Regions from separate parts of the Homo sapiens genome. Here region 1 is linked to region 2. A link is an interaction called in ENCODE POLR2A ChIA-PET data of the cell type or tissue named here. Cell type or tissue: Caco-2. All regions are shown on one strand. Each heading gives the region's core, and the rest is flanking DNA. Links, peaks and the distances in the headings are about the cores only. Region 1 overlaps HIBCH (3-hydroxyisobutyryl-CoA hydrolase). Region 2 overlaps HIBCH (3-hydroxyisobutyryl-CoA hydrolase).

What was found. Peaks named below come from ENCODE experiments on the same cell type or tissue, not always from the same donor. Only the 100,000 strongest peaks of a DNase experiment are listed, where the experiment ranks them.
Region 1: POLR2A ChIA-PET joins it to region 2 with 10 read pairs; 3 of 35 experiments call an interaction of 5 or more read pairs at or near these places.

What each region holds. Positions count from the first base shown.
Region 1 is chr2:190,276,718-190,282,102 of GRCh38, reverse strand. All of the region lies in intron 6 of HIBCH (3-hydroxyisobutyryl-CoA hydrolase), which reads left to right. Among named protein-coding and RNA genes, the nearest start is that of HIBCH, 40 kb to the left of the region's middle. RefSeq lists enhancers at 1,155-2,126, 4,186-4,480. In Caco-2, for the core only: CTCF peaks have their summits at 4,406 and 4,702 (motif pointing right); DNase peaks (open chromatin) are centred at 2,192 and 2,690.
Region 2 is chr2:190,205,894-190,211,278 of GRCh38, reverse strand. HIBCH (3-hydroxyisobutyryl-CoA hydrolase) reads left to right here. Exons shown (of 14, transcript NM_014362.4): 13 at 2,366-2,399. Among named protein-coding and RNA genes, the nearest start is that of AKAP19, 28 kb to the right of the region's middle. In Caco-2, for the core only: no CTCF peak of the experiment used is centred there; no DNase peak of the experiment used is centred there.

The DNA of each region.
Region 1 (5,385 bases), core at 164-5,163, 71 kb before region 2:
ATTGCTGTGAACGGAGCATTAAGGGTGATTCTGGTGAGGGCTCAGAAGAAGACAAGGCTGGGGAAAATGTGGAACTTCTTAGAGATTATTTAAGTGGTCATGGGCAGAATGCTAATAGAAATATGGACAGTAATGGCCATTTTGATGAGGACCCGGATGAAAATGAGGAACAAGATATTGGAGTAAAGAGCATCCTTGTAATAAAGTGACAAAGAACCTGGCTGGATGTGTCCATGTCTGAGGGCTTTATGGAATTCAGGAATTTAGAGCCATGAATTAGAATGCCTGGAAGAAGATCTATCTAATCCGCAAAGCATTCAGGCTGCTGCATGGCTACTTTTAATAGCTTACATAAAGCTGTGAGAGGGAAAAAAATGACTGAAGATGAAATTTATAATCAAAAGGGAAAGAAAGCAGAAAGATTTGGAAAACTCTCAGCCTGGCCATGTAAAGAGTGAAAAAACTTTTTGGGAGAGGAAACCAAGGTGTGGCGCAGCAATTTTTGCTAAAGAGAGTAATACTTAATGGAAGGGAATATCAAGACAATGGGAGAAAGACCCTCAAGGCATTTCCGAGACCTTTGAGCCTCCCTTTCTCATCACAGGCCCAGAGCTCTGGCACAAATGGTTTTGGGTGATGGACTTGGGCCTCCCCCTATAAGCTTACCGCCCGGGGCTGCTTGGGCCTCTGCTCCCAGAATTCCAGCACAGTGCTCCTCAGTTGTCCCCGCTATGGCTCAAGTGCCCCAGGTACAGCTTGACCTGCAGCTCCAGAAGATATAAGCCATAAGCCTTGGTGGCATCCATGTGGTGCTAATTCTGCAGGCTGTCAGAAAGCAGAGCTAGGAAGGCATGTGAGCCTCTCCCTAGATTTCAAAGGATATATTAGACAGTCTGGTGTCAGGCAGAGCTTTGTTGCAGGGGTGGAGCCACCACAGAGAGTCCATTCTGGAGAATGCCAAGTGGAATTGTGAGGTCAGAGCTAGAGCTGCCCTTGAGATTCTAGAACTGTTGACCCACTGGCAGCATGGCACCAGTTTGCAACTTCAACTGTAGAGAGCTGAAGTGTGGGCTTGTTAGTGGTGGATCCGTACAGGTCTGAAGCAACTTGATTCTTGCCTCCTTGAAGGAAAGAATTTGTCTAAGGGGCATAAGGCAGAGTGAGAGACCAAGGCAAGTTTTTGAGCAGGAGTGACAGTTTATTAAAAAGTTTTAGAACAGGAACAATAGGATGTAAAGTATTCTTGGAAGAGGGCCAAGCAAGCAACTTGAGAGATTCAAGTGTTCTGTTTGGCCCTTGACTTGGGGTTTTATACACTGGCGTGGTTCCGGGGTTTGAGTTTCTTCTCCCTTGATTTTTCCTTGGGGTGGGCTGTCCACATGTGCAGTGGCCTGCCAGCACTCGAGGGGCCATATGCTCAGTGTGTTTACTCAAGTTGTGCGCATGCTCATTTGAGGCATTTTCCCCCTTGCTAAGTTGAACATTTTTAGAGGAAGGTTATATACCAGTTAAACTCTGCAATTTTGCATCTAAATGCACATGCTTGGGCCCACTCGCCCAGCTCCTGAGATCTTAATGGGAAGCGGCTGATCACGAGCTTCAGGTGTTTTCTGTCTACTGGGAGACTGCCTTTCCCTGCTGCCAGCTGCGACCAGTTATTTTAGGGAGATAGTTTAACAACCACCTGACCATCACTTGATGGTCACCTGACATTCTGGGTGTGGGGGAGCTCTCTGCCCTGCTCATGTCTGCCTAGCTACCTACTCTTAACTGGTTGAGCCCAGAAAGCTCTAGGAGTAGGGTTGATACCTTGAGGGCCCACCTCTCCAACCCCATCCCAGTGTGCACAGGATTCAGACATGGAATGGAGATTACTCTCTAGCTTTAAGAGTTAATGTCTTCTTTCTCAGGGTTTTAAAGACTTAATTGAGGCCTGTTACTCCTTTCTTTTGGCCTATTTCTGCCTTTTAGAATGGGAATGTTAGAAATCCTTGTTCCCCGGTGCCGCAAAGAAATAGCACTTGAACATAAATTTAATTTTCTCAGCCAGGCCATTTTTACTTTCTGCAGAAAGAGTACACTTGCCGGCAGTTTTGCTACAAGAGTACAGCGAACAAAGGGGACAGGGTAATTTATAACCTGACGCGTTCACCCTACTGCTGTGTCCGGTTTCCATTGGCTGGAACGGGACCTCACATTCTGTATTTGTCCCAATTGGATAGCAACTTAGAACTTTCTAAAAGAGGCAAAGGCAGAGGAGAACAAAGGAAGGAGGAAGTAACTTGTGGAATGCTGAGAAAGGTAAAAACACCTCCAAATAAGGAAGAGGAACAGGCTATGACCTAATGCTTGCTTGGACCAGTATAAGCATGCCAGGGCAAATATTTAGGCTAAATGTGGGAGCTAAGAACACGAAGTACATTGATTTCTTTATTAAGGCTAGCAGATATCTAAGAATGTTAGCACAGGTCTTTGAATAAATTTTGCTTCTAAGAGAATTTACTATTTATTCCTAATTAGACAGGGAGGAAAGTCTCTTTGAAGAGGATCCTCTACTTTACTTTTTACAGGAATGTATACCCTATACCTGTCCTACCACTGTATCTTGGAAGTAGATAACTTGTTTTGATTACACAGGCTTCACAGATGGGACTCTGGACTTCGGAATTTTGAGTTGGTGCTGAAACAATACTTTGAGGATATGGAGCTGGAGTGAATGTATTTGTATGTGAGAAGGATATGAGTTTGGGAGGTCAGGGATGGAATGCTACGGTTTGAATATTTGTCCCCACCGAAACTCATGTTGAAACTTAATCCTGAATGTAACAGTATTAAGAAGTGAGGCCTTCAAGAGGTGATGGGGTCATGAGGGTAGAGTAGTTTGATCCATTCATGGATTAATAGGTTATCACAGGAAGAATGGTTTAATTACCATGGGAATGGGTCTGTTTTAAAAGCCAGTTTGGCATGCTCTTGCCCCTTCACCAGATCAGGGCTCTGCAGAGAGTCCCCACCAGCAAGAAGGCCCTCAACAGATATGGCCCTTCAACCTTGGCTTTCCCAATCTCCAGAAGAGCTGTAAGACATAGATTCCTTTTCTTTATAAATTGCCCAGTCTCAGATACTCAGTTACAGCAACAGAAAACTTAAGACACCAGCATTTCTTAATATAAGATGTTTTATGAACTCTAGCTTCTGAAAATGTAATCCTCTAGATCATTGGCGCTCAACCTTGTTGGCACTTTAGAATTATTTGGGAGTCTTTTTAAAATTCCAGTGCCTAGGCTTACCTTATCTCCCATAATCATTAAATTGGATAGTGGACAGTGGAGTGAGACCTAGGCTTTTTTTTTTTTTTTTTTTTGAGATGGAGTCTCACTCTTTTGCCCAGGCTGGAGTGCAGTGGTGCTATGAGACCTAGGCATTTTTAAAGCTCCCTGGTGTTACCAATGTGAAGGTAAAGTTAAAAACTGCTGCTCTACAGGTTCTTGTGTGTGGTTGTGTCTCCTGTGACTTTTTTCTAAATCTCCCAAAGACTGTTCTTCACATTTTAGTTTGTATCAGAGTAACCTGGAGGGCTTGTTAAAAAGCAGATTCTAGGCTGGGCACGGCGGCTCACGCCTGTAATCCTAGTACTTTGGGAGGCCTAGGCTGGCGGATCACTTAAGGCCAGGAGTTCAAGACCAGCCTGGCCAACGTGGCGAAATCCCCTCTCTACTAAAAATACAAAATTAGCTGGATGTGGTGGCGGGGGCCTGTAATCCCAGCTACTCCAGAGGCTGAGGCAGGAAAATTGCTTGAACCCGGGAGGTGGAGGTTGCAGTGAGCCAAGATTGTACCATTGCACTTCAGCCTGGGCGACAGAGCGAGACTCCATCTTAAAAAAAAAAAGCAGATTCTTTCCCTGCCCCATCTCTAGTTTAGTCTGGAATTTGGCCCAAGAATTTGCATTTCTAACAAGTTCTCAGGTAATGATGATTCTAGGGGGAGGGGAGTTCACTTTAGGAACAATTTTTGTAAGGTGTTCAGACTACAGTTTGTTATTCAGAAAGCCTTTATTTTCAGAATTTTTAGTAGAATTTTAGTATTACACATAATTGCTTAGTGTAGGCTTAGTATATATACATTTTTAATCTGTTAAAAGAAAATCTTCATACAAATTTAACACTTTATCTGAGCAAAGAACAATTCATGAATCTGGCAGCATGCAGAACCAGAAGAGGTTGAGAGAGCTCCACCTTGCAGCATGAGCAGTGAGCTTCCATAGGTTGAATGTGGAAGCAAATTAGAGAAATTACCTGATTGGCTACCGCAAGGCATTTGCCTTATTTGGGCATGGTGTGATGAGATATTTACTCTCTGTGGGTGTGGTCTGATCAGTTGGCTGCCTATGATTGGCTGAAACATGGCTGTTTGTTACAAAACTATACTCTTAAATTAGGTTTCAGTTTATTTTCTTACTAAGGTTGCAATTTATTATGAAGGAACTCAAAGTGCAGAGAGACAGTCTCAGTTCAATGGCTTCTGCTTATTTAACATACCCTAGTACAGAAGTGTGAGAATAACGTGGAGCTAACAGGGCTTAAAAGGCATAGGAATAGTACTTGCTTGATTCTGGTCAATAAATTTTTTCTTACAATAATGTAAAAGAATTTTGTTAAGAATTTGTACAGTCCAAAAGATGGCGCCACAGAGCTTGGTTCCCACGGCTTTCCTTTTGTTTTTGTTATAGAAGGTTTTATTTTTTCCAGTATAGAAAATGACAGTTTTATTTTCTCTTGTTACCCACCATGAAGAGTAGCACAGTATCTTTAATATTTTAGAAATTCAAACATTTACTCAGTATTTTGAAATACAGTAAAATAAAAATGAATGTTACTGAGTGGTTCTCCACATGGTAGATCAGAATTATGTAAAATTATTCCAGTGTTTCTGAAAGAGAAACAATTTTTTTATGAATAGATATTTAAATGACTAAATTTATTCTGTTTCTGGGGAAGACAAATTTTTTTATCTCTTTTGCCATTTATATAAAACATCTGGGGTTGCATTTTCTTAAGTTAATATGAGGGGACGTCAAAAAGTTTGTGGAAAAATGGAATTAATTAAGATAGAAATAAAAATAACTTTTTTTCTCAACATAAGCTCCGTCAAATTTAAGGTACTTCTTTTGTCAGCAGTGATACCAGTCATTTAGTCCATCCCTAAATAATTGAGGGTCCTGGGAATTTAACTATGCAAATGCAGTGTTTTTTATATTGGTAACTGAAGAAAAATGGGTGCCATCTACAGATTTTTAAAGACTGGTGTGTTAGTCTGTTTGGGTTCCTATAGAAGAATACCTGAGGCTGGGTATTTTATTTGGCTCACAGTTCTGCAGGGTGT
Region 2 (5,385 bases), core at 80-5,079:
TAGGAGTTAGAGATTAGAGGAATGAGTTGGAGATTTAAATCTGAAAGACACCAACAGCAATTAAGAAAACCTTGGGGATTCGTTATTTACTAAACAAGAGTGCTTACTATGTCGTAGACACTGTTAGAGGTACCCAGGTACATAGGTTCCAGGTACATAGGTGTGCTCCAGGGGTTGAGGTTGAAAAGGCAGAAAACAGTTTAAATCATTATCTTGGGGAGTAGGGAGTAGGATAACACCTGCCCTCATGGAACTTACTTTATAATGGGGAAATAGACTGTAAACAAGATTAATACATAAAATATATATTATATGATTATAAATATTAACAAGAAAAAGGAAGCAGGATATGTGATATAGAGTAACAGGGGGATGAATTGTAGATGGGATGACCAGAGAAGGCCTCACTGAGATGTTCTTTGAGTGAATTCCTGAAAGAAGTAAGGAAGTGAGCCCATGCCATTATCTAGAGGAAGAGCATCCCAGGCAGTGGGAACTGCAAGAACAAAGCTGTGAGGCTGGAGCATGACTGCCTGTGCTAGGGACCACAAAGAGGCCGTGTGGAAGCGGATGGGGGGCAGAGGTTGTGGTGAGTGAGAGATGAGGTCAGAGGAAACAGTGTAGAGAAAGGCTGTGCAGAGCATACAGAGCCTTGAAGGTCTCTCTAAGGACTTTGGCTGAGTAAAATGGGAAGCCACTAGGTGATTATGAGGAGAGGAATGCCATGATCTTATACTTTAAAGAATTGATCACTCAGGCTGCTATGTTGAGCACTGAATAGGTAAGATCATATTATAAAGAAAATGAGAGTCCAGACCTGAGCCCTAAGGAACTCTAACATTTTGAGGTGTGGTAGAGAAAGAGCAGTAGGAAGGAAAAAAAGGATGGAGAGGTAGGAGGACCAGGAGAGTGTAGTGTCACAAAAGAAAGTGAGGAATGTTTCGGGGAGGAGGGTGTAATGGACAGTGTTGAACGCTGTCAAAGTGTAGACGAGGTTAGAAGTGTCATTTGACCTTGGCGATGCCGATGTCATGGGTGGTTTTGGCAAGCCATTTTAGAGGAGTGGGGGCAGAAGTTAGAGTGTAGTAAGTTGGAGAGGAAAAATGGGATGTGAAGAAGTGGAGAGAATATGTGTAGATGAATACTCTTGAAAGTGAAATAGGATAGAAGCTGGGACTGTGGAATCAAATGAAGTTCCTTTTTTATTTTGTAAGATGGAAGGTACTAGAACATGTTTAAAAATGATTGGGAATGATCCAATAGAGAAACAAGATTATGTTGATGATACTAATGGTAGTTAATATTTACTGAACACTTAGTGTCGGACACTGTGCTTGGATGTGGATTAAAATAATCCTAGGATGGATATATAAATTACCTTTTCATGTAAAGAAACTAGGGTTGGAGAAATTACTAGTCCGAGGTCACATAGTTAATATGTAGCTATCAGGATGTGAACCTAGACATTTGAACTCAGCTATATTGCCTACATCGATGATTCTAGGAAAATAAAAGTGAATGACCACATCAAGCAAAGTCCATCCTTGAGAAGGCAAGAGGGGATGTGAATTGGAATGCAAGGGAGGACTGGTCTTTGAAAAAGGGATGGTCCTTTCCTCCACGGCATTGAAAGAGAAGGCAGGTGCAGATGGCCACAGTTGCCTGCAGGTGTTTTAGTGGTGAGAAGACAAGACTTCATATCTAAGAGCTTCTCGTATTTTTAAAGAAGTCAGAGGTTAAGTAACTGGCTGAGACTATAATAAGAGTGTGCTCTACGGGTAGAGGTTGAGAAGGCAGAAAACACTTAAAATCATTATCTTGGGGAGTTGGGAAGAGATCTTGGATTGTTTGGCAGTTTTCTGTGCCTGTTTGAGATTTTTGATCATGAATTTTAAATGAAACCAGTCACAGTTGTATGATTTTCTGCAGCAAGACTTAGCTGCTGAAGTGCAGGCAGGGGTACGTGATAGGGTTTAGTTGGTGCCAGGATTTTGCTAGGATTGTAAAAAAGGAAAAAAGGTTTGAGGGAGATGATGACATTTTGACAGGAAAGTGACCATATTAAAGGACTGGTGAAATTGGGCTGGATGAAGAGCAAAGTGAAGCCAGCACAGATGGGGAGAAAGTCATAGGATCTGTGGACCTCAGTAAGATCAATGATTTGTAGCAGTGGAGATACTTGAGCAAATAAGATTTAGGAGGTGGTGATCAGAGAGTGGGCTATCAGAGGTGGTTCAGTCTCTGAATGTCATGGTTCAGGTTGTGGCCATGGGAGTGGAAGGCTGAAGTGAATAGAGGAGAGAGAAAATAACCCAGAATAAGGACACCCAGAAATTATCCCCATTTAATCTCAATTTTCTTTCAGAGAGGTCATGACTTTCATGAAGGCGTTAGAGCTGGTAAGTGGCAAATGGGAACTTACCATTTTGGGGAAATGGGATTTGTGAGCATATGCTGTTAATTAAAGAAGATACAGATTATGCATCCCAAATCCTAAAATCCAAAATGTACCAAAATCTGAAACTATTTGAGCACCAACATGACACTCAAATGTTCATTGGACCATAAGTATAATGCAAATATTCCAAAATCTGAAAAAAAAAAAAAAAATCAAACCTGAAACACTTCTGATCCCAAGCATTCCAGATAAAGAATACTCAACCTATAGTTGTTTTAGTAGTGAAAATTAAACTTTTATTAAGATTGCAAAGTTGTGTATGTTTTTAAAGAATATGTTACCATCTGGGATATGAAAAGGAAGATCAGTCTTTGAAACTGATAATTGTTTTAAAAATTCACATAACTTGGCCACTGTTTCCTAATTTATATATAAGGTAATCCTGCCCCTACAATCATGGACTGCATCTGATAAGTGCAGCATTGAGCTTGTAAACTCATCCTGCTGCCATCCTGCTGCTGTGGCCTTTGAAACATGCATTTATTACCTTACAAAAAGCCCTCAAATCCCCTACCCTTTCTCCCTCTTTCGTGCTGGCCTGGCAAAATTGACCAGTGGTCTAACCCTACTTTCCACCTTCTTGCCTGTACCTCAGCAGTTAAACATTGCTGGGGAAAAAGACCATATGATGTCATTAGTAACATCTGCAGATTGTCTTATTAATACTTTCCATTTTGCTTATAATCTCCAATGTCAGCATATTTAGAAAAAGCAAGTGAAGTGCTTGACGTGCTTGACTGTTTTTTCTAGCATACTTGCAACAATTCCTTTTTATGCATAATTCTTATCCTTATAAAAAGCTGTTATTTATGTTGTATAAAATGAGTTGTTCCCTCTGCATGTATTTTGCATATCTAATGTTCCTGTTTTTATTAATTATTTTACTATAGTGCAGACTCTGGATATCCTTTGTTTTTTTTATTTTATTTTATTTTTTTTGGAGACAGGGTCTCACACTGTCACCCAGGCTGGAGTGCAGTGGTGCACTTTCGGCTTACTGCAACCTCCACCTCCCAGGTTCAAGTGATTTGCCTACCTCAGCCTCCTGAGTAGCTGGGACTACCAGCCCATGCCACCACGCCTAGCTGATTTTTGTATTTTTAGTAGAAACGGGGTTTCACCATGTTGGCCAGGCTGGTCTTGAACTCCTGATATTATGTGATCTGGCTGCCTTGGACTCCCAAAGTGCTGTGATTACAGGCATGAGCCACCGTGCCCAGCCTGGATATACTTTTTTATCTGAATAAAAGGTTATGTTATGTTCTCTCAGCTCTTAAGCTTTGATAAACAATCACTCTTCATAGAGTTCTCTTCATTTCTGACATGATACAATATCAGAAATAAGGACTTGATTGAAATCTTTTTAGTATTCAGCACATGGAGCTGATCAGAGGAGATGGCAGTGTGTCTTGTAGAAACTAAGTAACATAGGCATTTTCCTCACAAATTCTCTGCAAATTCTTGCTGCATGTGGATTACAGCCTAGAACTCTGATTTTAGAGGACCTGTAAGCATACAGGGTTATATTGTTAAAGTATTCATTATATGTTATAATAGCCCTTCTTTAAAAAGAAAGATACTGTTTTTAGATAAATACTGTTATTTTGAGGAAAAAATGTTGAAACCAATCAGCATCAAAGTTCTGATTCATAAAGGAAGTGCTTATTATACGACTTTTTTTTGTTTTGTTTTGTTTTTTGAGATGGAGTCTCACTCTGTCACCCAGGCTGGAGAGCAGTGGCAAAATCTCGGCTCACTGCAAACTCCGCCTCCCGGGTTCACACCATTCTCCTGCCTCAGCCTCCCGAGTAGCTGGGACTAAAAGCGCCTGCCACCACGCCTAATTTTTTTGTATTTTTAGTAGAGACGGGGTTTCACAGTGTTAGCCAGGATGGTCTCGATCTCCTGACCTCGTAATCCGCCTACCTCAGCCTCCCAAAGTGCTGGGATTATAGGCCTGAGCCACCGCGCCTGGCCTATGCTACTTTTTAATGAAGAGAAAGTATATTGCCGCCTCTTTCAGAAAGCAGCGTCTGTTCTGAGATTGAAAACTGTTGTGTTCTTTACATAGTCAAATGTTTGCTGCAGTTTGCTAATAATAAAAACATATTAGCAAGTTAAAGTAAGTTAGCAAATTTAACAGTTGTTAAAAATTCTTACTGTTAACATCTAGAACAAATTACTACTTTGTGGTTATAGAAGAAGAAAAAAAGACCATCTTAGTGGAGCTGGATACCCACTCAAACTCCATGTAGTGGCTATCTCAGGAGACTTGCAAAACCTGAGCTGCCTACATGGCACGAACTTGTATGTATTCTAGTAAAAAAATTGTTAGCTTGAAATAAAATAACAAATTTGATTAATAGTCTCTTTGCTCTTGTCCTTCAGTGGGATCTCAAGGAGACAGGTAGTATTGACCAGAAGACTTAGAGTGAGAGAGATTCTTGTGGAAAAAATGTGCCGGGGTTGTTCTTTGTTTACACTGTCCACGGAATATAAAACTTTCAAATAGTAGGGATCAGAACATCAGTATTTAATATCGCCACTGATCTGATACCAGAATCTCATAGTAGGCAGTTAAATCTTAAAAACAAACCTCCCGTATCTGCATTTAATTGTATGTAAAAGCTTCCCTCCACCTACCAAGGCAGTCTTCTTCCTTGGTTCCCATACTGCTTCTTTAACTATTTTAGCCTTTAAATGCTAAATTAGGTTTTTCTAGTTCACTATAGTTTGCACATTTAAATATTTCCATTCTTCACAAGAATTATGTGCATTTTAAGCATGGTTGAAATTTGCTGCCACAACCATAACATTAAAATTTGGAGATCATTGTAGATTCATGCGGTTGTAAGAAATAATATAGAGATCTTGCATACCTTCCACCCAGTCTCCCAAATGATAACGTGTGTGTAACTACAGTATAC